Regions from separate parts of the Homo sapiens genome. Here region 1 is linked to region 2. The links are chromatin loops, found by intact Hi-C in ENCODE. Cell type or tissue: B cell. All regions are shown on one strand. Links, peaks and the distances in the headings refer to the core of each region. The heading gives the core; the rest is flanking DNA.

Evidence for each region. Peaks named below come from ENCODE experiments on the same cell type or tissue, not always from the same donor. Only the 100,000 strongest peaks of a DNase experiment are listed, where the experiment ranks them.
Region 1: a loop joins it to region 2, with 10 times the contacts of the local background. A loop is called at or near these places in 6 of 110 quality-filtered maps.

What each region holds. Positions count from the first base shown.
Region 1 is chr6:20,526,644-20,532,021 of GRCh38, forward strand. No RefSeq gene overlaps it. Among named protein-coding and RNA genes, the nearest start is that of CDKAL1, 5.1 kb to the right of the region's middle. In B cell, for the core only: CTCF peaks have their summits at 1,902 (motif pointing left) and 2,691; DNase peaks (open chromatin) are centred at 1,888 and 2,678.
Region 2 is chr6:20,317,061-20,322,438 of GRCh38, forward strand. It overlaps LOC101928573 (a long non-coding RNA gene), which reads left to right. Exons shown (of 4, transcript XR_007059489.1): 3 at 4,142-4,515. Among named protein-coding and RNA genes, the nearest start is that of E2F3, 82 kb to the right of the region's middle. RefSeq lists enhancers at 2,674-2,753, 3,494-3,543. In B cell, for the core only: no CTCF peak of the experiment used is centred there; a DNase peak (open chromatin) is centred at 3,091; H3K4me3 peaks cover 1,361 bases; H3K27ac peaks cover 1,458 bases.

The DNA of each region.
Region 1 (5,378 bases), core at 250-5,249, 210 kb after region 2:
CTTTACTTAAACGTCTTTTTCTCAATAAGCCTACTCTGACCACCATCTTTAAAAACTGCAAGGCCTGATTCTGCTTTTTCTTAATCTGCTGTAATTTTGTGGCCATCTTTATCACCTTTCAATGCACAATACAATCTTCATATGATATTTCTTGTGTTTTGTCTATCTCTACCTATTAGTATATAAACTTTTTTCTTTCTTTCTTTTTTTTTTGTTTTTGAGACAGTCTCGCTCTGTTGCCCAGGCTGGAGTGCAGTGGCACGATCTCCGCTCACTGCAGCCTCTGCCTCCTGGGTTCAAGCAATTCTCTGCCTCAGCCTCTTGAGTAGCTGGGATTACAGGCATGCACCACCACGCCTGGCTAATTTTTGTATTTTTGGTAGAGACGGGGTTTCACCATGTTGGCCAGGCTGGTCTTGAATTCCTGACCTCGTGATCCACCCGCCTCAGCCTCCCAAAGTGTTGGGATTACAGGCGTGAGCCACTGTGCTCGGCCGCATATAAATTCTTAAAAGGGGAATGATATTGTCTGTTTTATTTTTTGAGCATTTAGAACAGTACTTGGTATACTGTATATACTCAATAAATACATTATTATGTAACTCAATAAGTTTGCAATGTATGAGTCATATATTACTGAAGGACAGAGAAAACAACGCATGTCTTCTACCCACAGATAATTATAAGCAATCAGGGAGTTAGACAACAGATGCGAATTCTTATTTTTTTAATCATTAAGAGAATATGTAACAGCAAGAAGTTTAGCCAGCACTCTTCTGGTTGCAAGTCATAGAAATCCACTCAAATTAGTTTAAGAAAAGAAGAGAAGGATTTACTTGTTAACATAACTGAATAGCACAAAAAGAAAGCTAGCTCCAGGCGTGCTGGGTATAGGGGCCTTACAATTGTCCTTGGAACTTATTGATTTCTCCCTTCATCTCTCAACTCTGCTTTCCTCTGAAAGAGCTTTGGTAGGCCGGGCGTGGTGGCTCACATCTGTAATCCCGGCATTTTGGGAGTCCGAGGCGGGTGGATCATGAGGTCAGGAGATCGAGACCATCCTGGCTAACACGGTGAAACCCCGTCTCTACTAAAAATACAAAAAATTAGCCAGGCGTGGTGATGCATACCTGTAGTCCCAGCTACTCGGGAGGCTGAGGCAGGAGAATTGCTTGAACCTGTGAGACGGAGGTTGCAGTGAGCCGAGATTGTGCCACTGCACTCCAGCCTGGGCAACAGAGCGTGACTCTGTCTCAAAAAAAAAAAAAAAAAATAGCTTCAATCTCAGGCCGGTGCTCTCCTTGTGGTAGTCCTGGAAGCTTCTGCCTCAGAATTTCACAGTTGACCGACAACCCCGAATTCACGCTGGCCTGGTGTTGGTTGCATTCCCTGTGATGTTCTCATTTCTCTGGCTTGGGCTACAGGGCACTTGTACAACCCCCAAAACACTTGTACTGAGAGTGGGAGAGTGAACAGATAAAATTAATTATAGAATTGAACCAAACATATCTGTGTAAGTTGATAGAGTAGAATAGATGATAGTAAAGCTGAAAGAGGAGGTTCAAGCCTGTAATCCCAATATTTTGGGAGACTGAGGCGGGAGGATCACTTGAGCTAGGAGTTTGAGACCAGCCTGGGTAACAGCAAGACTTTGTCTCTACCAAAAATTAAGAAAATTAGCTAGGATTGGCGGTGTGCACACCTATAGTCCCAGCTACTTGACAGGCTGAGGTGGGCAGGCCGCTGGAGCCTGGGAGGTCGAGGCTGCAGCAAGCCGTGACAGCACTACTGCATGCCAGCCTGGGTGACAGAGCCAGACCCTGTCTCAGAAAAAAAAAAAAAAAAAAAAAAGTTAATAGAAGTATAGCACTCTGACCCCTAGTGGTTAAATTATGCAGAGAAAAATTCAGGACTTGTCCAAAGACAACAGGAGGTTGATTTATTTCACATTATGTTCCTGTATGATCTTTTTATCAGTTTATTTAAGAGCATCAGCTTTCTTCCCTTTTATTCTCCACATTGAAGTATCCATCCATTTGGGGCAATTTTTCCTTTCACATATATCTAGTATTTCTCTCGCCGCCCGCCCCCCCCAATTCCTCTGCTGTTACCATATTTCTTCTTGGGTTCATCCAACACCTGAAAAATCTTCCTAAAAAACTGTTCAGTTGGCCAGGCACAGTGGTTCAGGGCTGTAATCCCAGCACTTTGGGAGGCCGAGGCGGGCGGATCACCTGAGGTCAGCAGTTGGAGACCAGCCTGGCCAACGTGGCAAAACCCTGTCTCTACTAAAAATACAAAAATGGGCCAGGCGCGGTGGCTCAGGCCTGTAATCCTAGCACTTTGGGAGGCCGAGGCAAGTGGATCACCTGAGGTCAGGAATTTGAGATCACCCTGGCCCATGTGGGGAAACCGCGTCTCTACTTAAAAAAAAAAAAAAAAAATAGGCGGGTGTGGTGGTGGGCGCCTGTAATCCCAGGTACTCAGGAGGCTGAGGCAGGAGAATCACTTGAACCTGGGAGGTGGAGGTTGTAGTGAGCCGAGATCACACCACTGCACTCCAACCTGGGTGACAGAGCAAGACTCCATCTCAAAGAAAAAAAAAAAAAAGATAGTAGAAGTATAGCACTCTGACCCCTAGTGGTTAAATTATGCAGAGAAAATTCAGCATTTGTCCAAAGACAATAGGAGGTTATTTCACATCATGTTCCTATATGATCTTTTTATCAGTTTATTAAAGAACATCAGCATTCTTCCCTTTTATTCTCTACATTGAAGCACCCATCCATCCGGGGCAATTTTTCGTTTCTCATAGATCTAGTATTTCTCTTTTTGCCCCCCTCTATTCCTCTGCTGTTACCATCTTTCTTCTTGGGTTCATCCAACACCTGCAAAACTTTCCTGAAAAACTGTTTAGTTGGCCAGGCACAGTGGTTCAGTCCTGTAATCCCAGCACTTTGGGAGGCCAAGATAGGCGGATCACCTGAGGTCAGGAGTTCGAGACCAGCCTGGCCAACATGGTGAAACCCCGTCCCTACTGAAATTACAAAAATTGGCTGGGCACGGTGGCATGCTCCTGTAAAAAAAAAAATTAAGAGCACTTAATAGTCATACTTTTCACTTTGCTTATATGTAGCTTATATATATATAAATATAAAAATCTGTTTTAACTCTCATTCTACTAAATTCACCTAATGTTCTACATAGAAAATTTCATGTATATTGTTTATCATCTTTCAAGAGTGAATTAAGCACATGAATATTTTCTCATGAAAAGGGATATTGATTGGTACAGATGTGTATGTATAATGGCTAGTTGCTCAGATCATCAACTAAATCTAAAACATGTGTTCCAGCTGGGCTGGTGGCTCATGCATGCAATCCCAGCGCTTTGGGAGGTTGAGGTGGAGGACTGCTTGAGGCCAGGAGTTCAAGACCAGTCTGGGCAACATAGTGAGACTCTGTTGCTGCAAAAAGAGTTTTAAAATTAGTCGAGCGTGGTGGCATGCCCCTGTAGTTTCAGCTACTTGGGAGGCAGAGGTGGGGGGACTGCTTGAGCCCAGGAGTTCAAGTTTCCAGTGAGCTCTGATGGTGCCACTGTTCTCCAGCCTGGGTGACAAAGCCAGACCCTGTCTCCAAAACATAATCTTAAAAAGCAGTTCCCAATTCTTAATTTTAATTTTATTTATTTATTTTTGAGAGAGGGTCTCATTCTGCTGCCTGGACTGGAGTGCAGCGGTGTGATTTCGGCTCACTGCAAACTGGACCTTCTGAGCTCAAGTGATTCTCCCACCTCAGCCTCCCGAGTAGCTGGAACCACCATGTCCGGCTACTTTTTTGTTTGTTTTGTAGAGACAGGGTCTGGTCATGTTGCCCAGGCTGGTCTCAAACTCTTGGGCTCAAGTGAAACAACTGCCTGTGCCTCCCAAAGTGCTAGGATTACAGGCATGAGCCACCGTGCCTGGCCCCAGATTTTTATAATTTTCATATTTTATTCTTTATTGATTAGTCACTGAGAGGGTAAGAATTGTGTAACTTCTTTCTTGTCCATATTTTCTCTTCAATTTTTACTGTGAAGGCCAACATAAAATATTTAAGGCAAACAGATTTTTTTTTTTTTTTTGAGATGGAGTCTCACTGTGTCACCCAGGCTGGAGTGCAGTGGCGCGATCTCGGCTTACTGCAACCTCCACCTTCCAGGTTCAAGCGATTCTCCTGCCTCAGCCTCCCGAGTACCTGGGACTACAGGTGCCTGCCACCGCGCCCGGCTAAGTTTTGTATTTTTAGTAGAGACGGGATTTCACCATCTTGGCCAGGCTGGTCTTGAATTTGTGACCTCGTGATCCACCTGTCTCGGCCCCCTAAAGTGCTGGGATTACAGGCATGAGCCACTGTGCCCGGTCCAGGCAAACAGATTTTATTCCACTTTTCCTTGATCACTCTTTTGTTTTTTCTCTCCAATGCTTTTTCTCTATTTGAAATTTTGCACTATTGTTGCTTTCTTCTGAAGTATTCATATAGAGTTGTTAAAACAACTGAAGTCAGACTGCCTAAGCTTTAGGTTTCTTCTCTGTTAAAAGAGATAACAAGATAATAATAGCACTCCTCATTTATAGGGTTACTTATGGGTGGTTATTGGCACACATTTATAAGTGTTTGAAAAAATCTTAGCTTTACTATTATTTTATAGATTTACTTGCATTTTTAATGTTCTTGGTATACACCAATTGGTTTGTTTACTTATTACCAAATATTTATAAAGCATTTAGTGTTATATTGTTGGCTGAAAAAACAGGAACAAAATAGGATGGTGTATATTTATGAAGCTTAACTCTAATTTAAGAAACAAAGCATTATTTTTTTTTTTCTTTGAGACGGAGTCTCACTGTGTTGCCCAGGCTGGAGTGCAGTGGCGCGATCTCAGCTCACTGCAATCTCCGCCTTCCAGGTTCAAGCGATTCTCCTGCCTCAGCCTCCCGAGTAGTTGGGACTACAGGCTCATGCCACCATGCCTGGCTAATTTTTTGTATTTTTAGTAGAGACAGCGTTTTACCATGTTAGCCAGTATGGTCTTGATCTCCTGACCTCGTGATCCGCCCACCTTAGCCTTCCAAAGTGCTGGGATTACAGCCGTAAGCCATCGTGCCTGGCCTTTTTTTTTTTTTTTTAATCTTTTTGAGATGGAGTTTCGCTCTTGTTGTCCAGGCTGGAGTGCAATGGTGTAATCTCCGCTCACTGCAACCTCCACCTCCTGGGTTCAAGAGATTCTCCTGCCTCAGCCTCCTGAGTAGCTGGGATTACAGGCATATGCCACCACACCCAGCTAATTTTGTATTTTTAGTAGAGACAGGGTTTCACCATGTTGGTCAGTCTGGTCT
Region 2 (5,378 bases), core at 147-5,146:
TCTACATGTTTTTATTACATGTATTAAGTAAAAAGAATTACAAAACTGAAAAAAAAAGCAAAATCCCAAAACACAAATTATGCACAATAGTAGAACTGGCAGTACTCCCTCAAAGACTCCAAAACAACGAGAAATCATCTGACATCAACTAGGTTATGAGAGAGAAAAGAAGAAAGTGTGACAACAAAATTAGAACATGCACCAATACAGAAAGACTTCAATAAACTTGTAAACATTGGGAAGAAATAACAAAAGAAATTAATGGATTTGTAAAAGATAGAATTAAAGGCAAATGCTTCATGGTGCACTTAGAAAACAGAAGCTGCAGGTAAATAACACAGCAATCAGTAAAAATAGAAAATTAAATGGCATACTGAAAATAAAGAACAAGAAGATCCAACTTAAGGATAATAAACTAAATAGATGAGGCTGTAATGTAAATCACCGTGTACAGTCACTGCTAGTTGCTAATTTTATATCCACTCTTAAGAGCATGAGAGAACCACGATGAAGAAAGTCATGTGCTAAGAAAGGCAGAGAAGAAAAGCTGAAGAAATCTGGGTGATTGACAGAAACCATGATTAATGACATCACGGAGCTACTAGACCAGCCCGGGCCTGCCTGTCTCCATGCTTCTTGGAACGTGAGAAAAATAAACTGTATTTGATTATGTTCCTTTATTCAGGTTCTCTTACATGCAGGTGAATATAATCCCTAACTGATGTTCATACTACATATTATCAAATCTAGAATGCTGTAGATTTTAAGATGCCCCTTTTTTTAAATTATACTTTAAGTTTTAGGGTACACGTGCAAAACGTGCAGGTTAGTAATATATGTATACATGTGCCATCTTGGTGTGCTGCACCCATTAACTCGTCTTTTAACTTTAGGTATATCTCCTAATGCTATCCCTCCCCGCTCCCCCCACCCCACAACAAGCCCCGGTGTGTGATGTTCCCCTTCCTGTGTCCATGTGTTCTCATTGTTCAATTCCCACCTTTGTGCACAACTTACTACTAAGGAAACAAATCTTACCAATTATGCTATAACACAATGCCAAGATAGTCATATTAGATATGAGACTTGAACACACCTAGCTTTCTTACTTTGACATTTCTTTTGCTTATTCTGAAGGATTTTTCAGTTTCTCTGGACATCCATTTCATTGTAGGAGGATGATAAGCAATCCTTTCAGACATATTTCAGTGACTAAACCAAATCTACTTGTGGATATCTTTTCTTCAGTTCCACTTGGCTTTTGCTTTTCAAAACCACCTCATATTTTGTGCTTTGCACAAAAGCACCTGACCAAGAGGGACAAATGGGAGCTGAAATCCAGCTTGCACTCGAATATTCTGGCATGTGGCTGCCACCAAAAACAGAGACAGAAACATACTTGCGACGCATCTGCCTGCGGAGAGGACTTCTTCTGGTTTGCACAATGGGTCGGTGTGTGGTACCTGTAACCCTGGCACTGAGGTATGGTGCAAAAAAGGAAAAACACGTTTCCTCACTTCATAGCTTTTCTAGGGAAGAGAGATTGCAAAGAATGAAGTGTGATGATGGCTGTGAAGAAGGTCCCAGGCTCTGGGACACAGGACAAGCACGACTAACATAGGGGGTCAGGAAAGGCCGACACCTGCTGAGCGGGAGTTAGCTGGGTGAAGGGACAGTTGAGATACAACAGCGTGCTGTCAGCCCTCACAGCCCTCACTCGGTCTCGGTGCCTCCTCGGCCTCAGCGCCCACTCTGGCCGCGCTTGAGAAGCCCTTCAGCCCACCGCTGCACCGTGGGAGCCCCTTTCTGGGCTGGCCAAGGCCGGAGCCGGCTCCCTCAGCTTGCGGGGAGATGTGGAGGAAGAGGCGCGGGCAGGAACCGGGGCTGTAAGGGGCGCTTGCGGGCCAGCGCGAGTTCCGGGTGGGCGTAGGCTCGGCCGGCCCCGCACTCGGAGCGGCTGGCATACCTGCAAGCCCCGGGCAGTGAGGGGCTTAGCACCTGGGCCAGCAGCTGCTGTGCTCCATTTCTCGCCGGGCCTTAGCTGCCTCCCCGCGGGGCAGGGCTTGGGACGTGCAGCCCGCCATGTCTGAGCCTCCCCTACCCTCTCCTGACGGGCTCCTGCGCGGCCTGAGGCTCCCCTACGAGCGCCGCTCCCTGCTCCATGGGGCGCCCAGTACCATCGACCGCCCAAGAGCTGAGAAGTGCGGGCGCACAGCGTGAAACTGGCAAGCAGCTCCACCTGTGGCCCCAATGCCAGATCCACTGGGTGAAGCCTGCTGGGTTCCTGAGTCTGGTTGGGACTTGGAGACTCTTTATGTCTAGCTAAGGGATTGTAAATACACCAATCAGCACTCTGTATCTAGCTCAAGGTTTGTAAACACACCAATCAGCACTCTGTGTCTAGCTCAGGGTTTGTAAATACACCAATTGACACTCTGTATCTAGCTAATGTAGTGGGGAGGTGGAGAACTTTTGCCTCTAGCTCAGGGATTGTCAATGCACCAATCAGCACCCTGTGAAAATGGACCAATCAACTGTCTGTAAAACAGACCAATCAGCTCTCTGTAAAATGAACTAATCAGCAGGATGTGGGTGGGGCCAGATAAGAGAATAAAAGCAGACTGCCTGAACCAGGAGTGCCAAATTGCTCCACTATACTTTCATATTGTGGTGGTTATGTTTTTTGGGTTTAGGCTGCTTTTATGAGCTGAAAAATTGTGAAAGTACGTAGCTTTACTCCGGAAGCCAGTATAAGCTATGAACCCACGAGGAGGAAAAAACAATTTTAATGTATATTGCTTTAAGTGCGGTAAGTCACCACGAAGTATATGCAGTCTTTACTTCCGACCCGGCATAGACCATGAGCTCTCGAGAAAAACTGACCGCATCAGAAGGAACAAACTCCAGACACACTCTCCTTAACTGTAACATTCGTGTGACAACAACAACTTCCTTGTTGAAGTCAGACCAATTCTGGACACAGTGGTAGTGAGAGAGAACGGTATGGCAGTACCCTTCACTTGCTCTCAGTTCCTCTTTGTCCTCTGCTCATTCTGGTTGTGCTTGACAAGCCTTTCGGCTCAGCGCTATACCGTGGGAGCTCTTTAGCTGACTGAGGCCGGAAGCAGCCGCGTTGGGTTGCAGGGAGGTGCGGCAGGAGAGGCACGGGCGGGAACCTGTACTGCACGCAGGTGGGCGTGGTGAGCCTTGCACTGAGAGCAGCAAGGGGCTTAGCACCTGGGCCAGCAGCTATGGAAGGTGTGCTGGATTCCCCCAGCAGTGCTGGCCCACGAGTTCTGTGTTCAATTTCTTGCTGGGCCTTAACTGCCTCCTGGCAGGCTATTTGTATGGCTCAGGACCAGCAGCCCGTCATGCCTGAGTCTCCCCATCTTTTTGTGGCCTCCTGTGCCGCTTGAGTTTCCCAGATGAGCGCTGCCCCCTCTTTCAGGGCACCTGGTCCCATCCGCTGCCCAAGGGCTGAGGAGTGGGGGGGTGCGTGGTGTGGGACTCATAGGTAGCTCCACCTACAGCCCCAGTGTGTGATTCCACTGGGTGAAGCCAGTTGGGCTCCTGAGTCTAGTGGGGACTTAGAGAATCTTTGTCTAGCTAAGGGATTGTAAATACGCCAATCAGCACACTGCGTCTAGCTCAGGGTTTGTGGATGCACCAGTCGGCACTATCTGGCTCAAGGTTTGTAAATGCACCTATCAGCCCTCTTGTCTGCAAAGTTTGTAAATGCACCAATCAGCGTTCTGTCTACAAGGTTTGTAAATGCACCAGTCAGCACTCTGGCTACAAGGTTTGTAAATGCATCAATCAGCACTCTGTCTAGCTCAGGGTTTGTAAATACACCAACTGACACTCTGTGTCTAGCTAATCTAGTGGGGAGGTGGAGAACTTTTGTGTCTAGCTCAGGAATTGTAAATGCACCAATCAGCACCCTGTCAAAACGGACCAATCAGCTGTCTGTAAAACAGACCAATCGGCTCTCGGTAAAATGGACCAATCAGCAGGATGTGGGTGGGGCCAGATAATAAAAGCAGGCTGCCGGAGCCGGCAGTGGCAAGCCGCTCGTGTCCCTTTCCACCCTGAAAATTTTGTTTTTTTGTTCTTTGCAATAAGTCATGCTGCTGCTCCCTAGGTTCACCCTGCCTTTGTGAGCTGTAACACTCACCGTGAAAGTCTGCAGCTTGACTCTTGAGCCAGTAAGACCAGGAGCCCACCAGAAGGAGGAAACTCCGAACACATCTGAATATCAGAAGGAACAGAACACATCTGAATATCAGAAGGAACAAACTCCGGACACGCTACCTTTAAAAACTGTAATACTCACCGCGAGGGTCTGCGGTTTCATTCATGAAGTCAGTGAGACAAAGAACTCACCAATTCCGGACACAGTGGGAGCAAAGGCATGGCAGGAGGAGAGAACTGCGTGTGTGAGGAATAAAAACAACATGTTGCAATTGAGGAAGGCGTGAATTTATGGGGAGAATACAGAGATGAAGACTTAAAACGGTAAGAGAGGACGGGTGCACTGGCTCACGCCTATAATCCCTGCACTTGGGGAGGCTGAGGGTGGGGGTATCACTTAAGGTCAGGAGTTCAAGACCAGCCTGGCCAACATGGTGAAACTCCATCTCTACTAAAAATACCAAAATTAGTCCGGGCGCAGTCGCCTGCGCCTATAGTCTCAGCTACTTGGGAGGCTGAGGCAGGAGAATCGCTTGAACCAGGAGGTGGTAGGTGCAGTAAGCTGAGATCATGTCACTGCACTCAAGCCTTGGTGACAGAACGAGATTCCACTTCAATAAAATGAGAAAACAATATATTGGCCAAAAAAATTAATGGATTTGAGAAACATTTAGAAGGTGCAAGTGACAAAATAATTAGATTGGCTTGTGGGGAGAGAAGGGTATAGGGAAGAATGCAGGTAAGAAAACAAAACAGCCCAGGAGAAGATAAGGGGAGAATAGATGGTCGTGCCATTTATTTAACTAGGGAAGAAGAGCAGGTGTAGTCTAGAGACCAGATTATTGCATTTTGAACATGTTGAGTCTCCTGCAATATCCAGCTGGAGACGACAGGTCCTTCCATCTCTCCTCCCTCACCTCCAGCCATGCTCCTCTTGTATATTTCCTCTTCCATGTTCTCCCTCCTGAGTCCAAGACCTCCCAACCTCAGGTCTTAAATTCCCATCAAAGAAAGCAAACAAAAATTTTTTAAAACAAAATAAATGAAAATGATTGATTATACTCCCCAGAGAAGGCATTCACAGCAAGACATGTAACAAACTATTTCATATCAGAATCAAGCATCTGCAGTTGGATTATGGCCTCTGCTCTGGAGCTTCTCCCAAACGATGAGTGGGTAATTAATCC